Linked DNA regions of Homo sapiens: region 2 is linked to region 1. A link is a loop called in an ENCODE intact Hi-C map of the cell type or tissue named here. Cell type or tissue: CD4-positive, alpha-beta T cell. All regions are shown on one strand. Region 1 holds the start of BET1 (Bet1 golgi vesicular membrane trafficking protein). Region 2 holds the start of FAM133B (family with sequence similarity 133 member B).

The links. Hi-C counts contacts between places; a loop is a spot of excess contacts. Peaks named below come from ENCODE experiments on the same cell type or tissue, not always from the same donor. Only the 100,000 strongest peaks of a DNase experiment are listed, where the experiment ranks them.
Region 2: it touches region 1 in a loop (9-fold over the local background); 2 of 110 quality-filtered maps call a loop at or near these places.

What each region holds. Positions count from the first base shown.
Region 1 is chr7:94,002,059-94,006,058 of GRCh38, reverse strand. It overlaps BET1 (Bet1 golgi vesicular membrane trafficking protein), which reads left to right and starts at 1,704. Exons shown (of 4, transcript NM_005868.6): 1 at 1,704-1,861. The coding sequence starts at 1,843. RefSeq lists enhancers at 1,138-1,767, 1,778-1,827, 1,282-1,887, 1,888-2,494. In CD4-positive, alpha-beta T cell, no CTCF peak of the experiment used is centred here; a DNase peak (open chromatin) is centred at 1,668; H3K4me3 peaks cover 1,709 bases; H3K27ac peaks cover 611 bases.
Region 2 is chr7:92,588,168-92,592,167 of GRCh38, reverse strand. It overlaps FAM133B (family with sequence similarity 133 member B), which reads left to right and starts at 1,778. Exons shown (of 11, transcript NM_152789.4): 1 at 1,778-1,900. The coding sequence starts at 1,877. It overlaps LOC105375397 (a long non-coding RNA gene), which reads left to right. Exons shown (of 3, transcript XR_927744.3): 3 at 20-148. RefSeq lists enhancers at 1,621-1,900, 1,991-2,050. In CD4-positive, alpha-beta T cell, CTCF peaks have their summits at 1,526 and 1,729; DNase peaks (open chromatin) are centred at 1,727 and 2,057; H3K4me3 peaks cover 2,310 bases; H3K27ac peaks cover 1,132 bases.

The DNA of each region.
Region 1 (4,000 bases):
ATCGCTAATGTCAACTATGGTCACATTTAATAATTCTTTTTCTGCACATTGAGTTCATTTTTCCTGCCTCTTCCTTTGAGTGCAAATTTTTTTCAGATGACATTATCCTAATTTGATACTAGCAACGTTAGCTAAAAACAATAATTGGATTTTTTAGGTAACAACTTCAATATGAACTAGCTTTGCCTTACTTCAGTTATATTCTTAGTACATTATATATGTTTTCCTTTTAACTACATTTCATTCTTATGTCTTCCTACCATGTAAAGGAAGCAGTATATTTTATGTAATCTAAATGATTAGTTCTAGTAAATATTACCATATTTTCAAAAATAACGATTTCTACATTTCCATCAGCAAGCCTTCTGTAAGGCAATTTTTAAACGTTTTAATTATAGAACATGCATTTTTTTAACCAAAGGACTGTCACAGATTTTAAGTTATAAAGGGATACCTAGCTATCATTTCTTTTATTGAATCTCCATCTTTTATTTGTAATAATTGTCCCTGATATTATGCTTATTTAATTTCATTGCTTTTAGAAAATGGCGGTTTTATTTTAATGATTTTTTTCTATCAAAACACTATTGGATAAAGCCTCCTTCCCAGGTTAATAACTCTTATTAAAAATTGTTTTCATGTGTTTTTTACAAAAGCAACTTAACGCAGAGACTTATGCCAGTATTATAGTCAATGTTAATAATGTCCTGGGAAACTATGAGGAAACGCTAAATGATCAAAGATCACATATTCGGAAATCTCTAGTGTGGAGACGATTCCACTGCCATATATACAGCAGCAACAACAAAACCGCAGACACCCAGTGAATTTTGATCACCTACTGTGTATCAGGTTTTTTTGTTTTCCCTTCAAAAACCACGATTTCATCGTATTCTCACGATAAATCCTCTGAGATAAAATGAAATTCTAGGATTAACCTCGATACCAGTAACACCTCCAACTCGCCAACAAGTTTTAAACCCCTAATTGGCACACTGCCTTGTGTAAGCAGTATTTCAATAAGCTTTGTGTAAGTTAAAAAAAAAAAAGTGGGAGAGCGTTTAGGGGTCCTTTGGTCCCCATAACAACTAAAAGTCTTGGTTCTTTCTAGAAGTACAACAGATGCAGTAACAGGGAACTAACTATTCAGTGCCTCTGACCAGATCCCGCAGCCTTTCCTAGTCTGCTCTCATCTGAGCAGGAGTCCTACTCAAAGGAACCTGGTTTTCTTTCCTTTACTGGATACTACAAGGCACAAATCGGTTACTTCTGTGGGTGTCGGATTACTTGTTTGTAAACTGAGAAACCTGGACAAAGTTTTCTCTAACTTTCCCTGAATCGTCTCTGGAGGTGAGAGGGAGTTCGAGGCTAAATCAGGAAAGATACCCCAACCATCCTCTTGTGGGTGGGGAGGAGCAGATCTGCTGGGTTAAACTTGGTGGTCAACAAACTGAAAGCAGCGACCCGCGGGCTGCGAGCGGAACAGCGGGAACGTTGGATCAGAGACCCAGAATCAGAGCCGCAGTCGAAGCCGCCCCCTTTTCCGGACGCCCCGTCCGCTCCTGGAACCGGGTTCACATCACGCCCTCAGCAACACGTTATGCGTTGGTGAACTACATTTCCCAGAATGCCTTTCAACCTTCTTCCCAGGGCTCCAATGAGCGCCGTGGTGACGCCATCATCCGGCGCGGTGTTTAGACTCCACTGATGTCGTGGCGCTTTAGGGGAAGAAGTTGGTGTTTCGCTGGGCCCTGGTACTGAAGACGCGGTCCGGGTCGCCCCTAGCTGTTTCCTACTCACCCAAAGCCCCGCACCCGCCTTTTCTCTCTCTCCTCTGGCAGGATGAGGCGTGCAGGCCTGGGTAAGAAGAGGGCTGAGGTTCGAAGTTCGGGGCCCTAGAACCGGGAGCGCTGGGGCGCGGGAGGAAATCGAACCTGTCTTATGTTCCTGGCATTTGGTCCAAAAAACAGGATGTCTAGAGGGGATCTTTGGGGTCCATGTCGAGTGGAAACACACCATTTGTCCCAGATCTTTGGAATTTCCTTAAGTTTGAGTCAGATTCAAGTTTGGATGGTAGGCTAGAGAAAGTAGTGGACTAGGGGTGGGTGTGTACAGGTGGCATCTCAGTGGTCGAGTGTTTTAGTGTTATTGACTGAGCGTGGTTATGGACGCTGCTATGTTTTCCAAAGCCCGACTCCGGTTTCTGTTTCCCTACTGGCCCTGGATCTTAGTTTCTTCAGAAGCGGAATTTGAAGAGTGGGTGGTTGCACCCAAAGCACGCTAGTAATGGTCGTTAATCTGGTAACAGTGAGTTACAAAGGTAAATGTATGTGTCATTATTGTTAAAGGTCCTGGAACTGGAACTTCTGGGTCAAAGGCGATTTCTTAATCTGAACCTTGTGCCACGGTTAAGGCAGTAGAACGTGGTTAAGGTTTGGCGACTTAACATTTGATCTTTACCTTTGGGGTTAGGAAACTGGCTCATCAGCAAGAATAAGTTAGACACAAGGAATTTTAATGGACCCTTATAGTAACGCACAGCTACTAGAACGGCATTTTCTGGTTCTGAAGCTTTCTCTTAGGACACGATTTTTTTTTTAAAGAAGACCCCGCTAAATTAGAGTGCAGTATACTTCAGAAAATAAATGAAACATTTGAAAAAAGATATTACCTTTCTCAGTCATTATAAGATTGAAAAAAGAAAAAAAAAATCCCCAAAGTGTCAGATATTTAAAGTCAGTGAAAGTTGCCAATAACCGTAGACTTGTTTATTGATCAATAAATTGTAGTATGAGAAAGTTTTTTGTTTTTTTAATGAAGTTTTTATGAATACTTAGATCATAGAAAATGGGGCCAGGTAAATTGAAGAGAAAAAAAAAAGAAATAATTTTGAGCAAGTTTAGCTTTATATGTCTAAATGTTTTTCTTGTTCATCATCCTTAATACCAAAAAAGATTTATTGTGTGCTTGAGTAAGCTCTAGGTATACAGTTGTTTGTTGCCCTGTTTGTGATCCCCAAAGCTTCCAGTCTAGGTGGGGAGTAGGAATATGTGCAAAGATAAATTGTAGTACAAAGTGTCGCTATACATCCAAATACCAGATAAGTTCTACATATAAGGGATGGTCTCAGAGATTTCAGAGATAGATCACTGTGTACTTTGTGGGGAAGATCTTTGTGTATTTGGTGGAGACATAGGAATTTGAAGTAGACCTTGAATAATGGAGAGTGGGGGAAGTGAGTTCCAGATAGGAGGAACTCAAAAGAAGTAAGGGATTATGATTAAGCCAGTTTGGGTGAAGTAGGGGATTCGGGATCACACTGTGGAGATCTTTGCATGCGAGGCCAAAGAGTTTGGATTTCATCAGTAGGCCCCTAGGCCCTTTTGAGTATTTTCCTGCTGCAGTGTGCCATGTTAAATTGCAGGAAAGTGACTTGAGTAATGGTTCTCAGCCCTGACTGTACATTAGAATCCCTTGGGAAGTTTTTAAAGTATTGTTACCTGGACCTCAGCTCAGCCAGTAAAATTAGAATTTCTCCAATTTAGAGCCCACTACCTTCTCCTTTTTTCCTTTTTTTTTCTTTCTTTTTTTTTTTTTTTTAAAAAAAAGCTCTTCTGTGATTGAGAGGAGAAGTAATTACCTAGGTAACTACTATTGCTATAATTTACATTGGTGTGAAGTGACAAAGGCTTTTGTTACACATTTTTTCTTTTCTTTTTTTTTAAAGTATGAATGCATATTGACCTGAAATTTTAAATTTGGGATCATAGTGAATCTGATACATATCCATAGGCAGAAGCTGCCACACTTCACATGAATCTCTAAATGGTTTTGTTAGCTTACTGATAGAACCTATCCAAAAAAGTAGCGTTTATCTAAATAAACAAAGGCTGAGGATGATCTTCAGTACTCACTAGCTTTTTTACAACTTTTCATAGCAGTACACCACCAGAAGAGAAGTGGCTTTGTTTGGAATAGCAATTCTAGCATTTTATTTGGT
Region 2 (4,000 bases), 1.4 Mb after region 1:
TGTTTCTCTGTCCCCCCAGGGATTCACGTTTCATCCAGGAGGGGTTGTGTACACTCGCAGAGAGAGAGAGACTTCTAAAGGAAACACAACCTTTCTGTTGACTTATACCATATTTTTAAAAATCTCTGTGTTCTGTACAATCAGCCAACCAAGGAAGTGAAAGGTAAGAAGGAGCTGAAGAGGGAAAAAAAAAACTATATTCTCTCACAGGTATTATCATGCTTATCATGTTGGAGTATTAAAAATAATATCTGTCAAATGCCTAGAATATTTAAAACATGAAAAATAAGCCAGGAAAGAAAGAATAACTTAATATTAATAGGTTCTCCTCTTCCTCTTGTGTATAAAAAGAAGCCTGTCTTCAGTCAGAGTCCCCAGCTTAAGTCGGGGGTAATGGAGGAGGAGGAGAAATGAGAGACTGGAGGCCTCATTTTGGAAAGTGGGTTACTGAGGAAGAATCAACACTTAGTAGGGAGCAGAACCACCAAGGACTGCATGTGAGAGTTTGGAAAAGTTTTGAGACAGAAGATGGTAGTTGGGAGCATCTGTCATATAGTGTAGCATGAAAAATGCAGGGAGGGAGGGAGGCAGAGATCGGGAAAGATGATTTTAAAGCATGTTCTTGTATGTAATTAGTGTAATTCCCATTTTGCCATTTCCAAGAGTCCGGAGAAGATCCTAATTGATTTTCAACTACTTCCTAATGATACTTGCTAAGATGAACCCAGAGGGGTCGCTTTATCTATAAATACTTACTAAATATGATTATCTTCTCTGGAGCCCAGATCATCTTCCTTAAAGTTGCAGTGCAGTAGTGCCAATATTACGATATGCTATGCAGTAAAGTTGGCCCTGTGTGTGTTTATTGCCCTTACGAGTTTATAAACAGGCTCCTTGACGATAGGGATTTTTCTTAATCATCTTTGTGCCCTACCCAGCTCCAGCTTCCAGCCACCCAGTTAGTGAAAACTGTACAAACTACATGTTCAAAAATTAGTGTGAAATGAATGCACAGGTGATGAATGAATGGGATTGAAATTAAAGGGTGATTTCGTTAGCAGCGTCTATGACAGCACTGCCTTTCCCCCCACCAGCTGATGGGCTCCGTGAGGGACCAAGGCTCTTTGGTCCTCACTTTGTCCCCAGCACTTGCACTCTGTCAAGCACAAAATAAGCATCGGGAGAATCTTTGTGTCCCCTCGAATGAGTATTTCAGTGTATCAAGAATGGAAGAAAGGCCAAGCGCAGTGGCTCATGCCTGTAATCCCAGCACTTTGGGTCGAGGCGGGCGGATCACTTGAGGTCAGGAGTTATAGACCAGCCTGGCCAACGTGGTAAAACCCTGTCTCTACTAAAAATACAAAAAATTTAGCCCGGCGTGTTGACGGCCGCCTGTAATCTCAGCTACTCGGGATGCTGAGGCAGGAAAATCGCTTGAACCCGGGAGGTGGAGGCTGCAGTGAGCCTAGATCGTGCCACTGCACTCCAGCCTGGGCGACGGAGCGAGAGTCTGTCTAAAAAAAAAAAAAAAAAAAAAAAAAAAAAAAAGAATGGAAGAAAGCAAAACAATCCAAGGCCAAACTGAAGCGAGCTGCCTTGGTGGGGCTCCGGTGCAGAAGCGCAGCGTCGCCTGCTCTTGGGTGCCTAATGAACGACCGGACTCCTGCAGGCGCTCCGCCAACTGCAGCGATCTCTGGAGCCGGCCTGTCCTCCACAGAGATAGGGGGCGCTGTAGCAGAGCGCGGCCGTCGAGTCCGCGTGGTGCCGCTCTCTAGGCGGAGTGGGGAGGCGGCAAGAGGACCTGCGGCAGGCCCTCTTCGGCAGTCTCTCCGGCCCGGTTTCCCTCGGCGTGCTACTGTGCGCTCGATCCAGCACCATGGGGAAGCGGGACAATCGGGTGGTGAGTACTCAGCCGGGAAAACAGTGGGGCGACGCAGGGCCCGGCGGCAGGACAGCGAGAACCCTCGCTGTTCCCGGCCGGGCCGGAGGGCAAGCGGCAGCCCTCAGACGTGGGGCCTGGAGACCCAGCACCCTCCGCCGATCCCAGATGCGCGTGCGCCGCGCACGCAGTTGGCGCTTTAGGGTTCCCAGCTCTCTCTTGCCCGCCCCTTTTTTCTTCCCTCACCTCGTCGCTCTTTCTGGCGCTGCTGGTTTGCACTCTTGCCTGCTGTACGCGGGCCCCCAGTGCCCACTTAGAACCGCGAGGGCTCGGGGAACCCCCCCCACACCTGGCCCCGCCATGTAACTCCGAAGACTTAGGCCCTTGGACGCATCCGACTCACCCGCCCCTTGGTATCGGCCGCCCCAGGTCCGCACCCCTCTCCTGCGCACCCAAGTGGGAGGGAGGCACAGAGGCCTCGACGCGGTCCCTGTGCCGGAGAGCCAGCAGCGCGCCTGGTTTTAGCGACAAGCAGGCTCCCGTTTGAAAATGGGATGGCAGCATTTGCTTTCGTGTCTCCAGCGCCCTGTAGGACCTGGCCCCCATAGACACTGTGAGGGAATGAATGGCGTGAAAATAGTTGGCTTTCGAGTCCAACACAAAACTGGAATGTCAGTTTTGTTCCGTCGGAAGTTGGGTGACCTAGAACAAGTTACTTTTCTTCTCTGTGCCGTCGTTTATAAAAGGGGATCATTATTATCTACAACCTTACAGATTAATTGAAATCACAAAAGGCAAGATGTGTGAGCGAGTACTGGGCATGAAAATTATTACTCTAGTGAATGAGATAAAAGAGATGCATAAATAACTTACAGCAGAAAGAGTAGGAAATGGTCCTTGATAGTTGTTAGAGATTCTAAAGGCATTCAAAAGAAAAGGTGCTTTTGAGAAGCGGAGATGGGAGGAAAGTATTCTAGACCGCTGGGGCGGGGAGGGGGCTGAAAAACTCAGGTTATGAATCAGATTGAATGAGTAGTAAACATAATGAAATAACAATAAGCTTAGGTTGCAGCCTGACAATTTCTGGGCTTGCCTGTGACAAAGTTTTAGCCACTGAGTAGCAAAATGAGGAAAATGCACGTAAAACGAATGTGCTACGTTTCTTGAACTCGCTTTTTTATTCAACAATTATTTGCAAGCTGTGTGTGTCTCACACCAAAGGAGACTTAACATTTACGAAATGATGACACTTGCCATCTGTAGTAGCCAGTTCTTGCATGGCTTTTATAAAGAAAAACCTGAGGCTGGGTAATTTATAAAGAAAAGTGTTTAATTGGCTCACGGTTCTATGGGCTGTACAGGAAGCTTAGCGGCATCTGCTTCTGGGGAGGCCTCAGGGAGCTGTTACTCATGGTGGAAGGCAAAGCAGGAGCAGGCGTCTTACATGGCAGGAGCGGGACCAAGAGAGGGACGGGGAGAGTTGCTACACAGTTTTAAACAACCGCATCTGTTGAGAAATCATCTCTATGCAGTGCTGGGGAGAGGAGGATGCTAAGCCATTCATGAGAACTCCGCCCCCATGATCCAGTCACCTCCCACCAGGCCCCACCTCCAACATTGGGGATTACAATTCGACATGAGATTTGGGCGGGGACACAGATCCAAACCATTTCACCATCTTAAAAACTTTGTAGTTCTGTATAGTCTTTATAATGGAAAATGTCTAGGAACCACTGTGGTAGTGAATCTTGATTACAAGATAGCGGGTTGTTCTTTCTCCTGGCTGTAGGTGAGACTTTGTTGTGCTATCTTGATTGTCATGGCGTTGAAATTATGTAGCATAACACCATTTCAGCATAGGAGCATCCTTAGGTGTTTGAGTATTTTGGGCTCTTCTAATACCCTTGGGCCTTGAATGTTTAGAGATCACCTGACCTTGGATGCAGTTTCATATACAGACCTAAAATGTTTCATATTACTGAAAAAACGTTTTGGTTGAAACATTCCTCTAAAACATTTGAAAAACTTACCAAATTAGCTTCATTTACTAGAACATTTTGATAGCTCTGGGCTCTACTTACTACTTTTGGTATGCAGCTATGGCACAGAGTATTCTGGTAA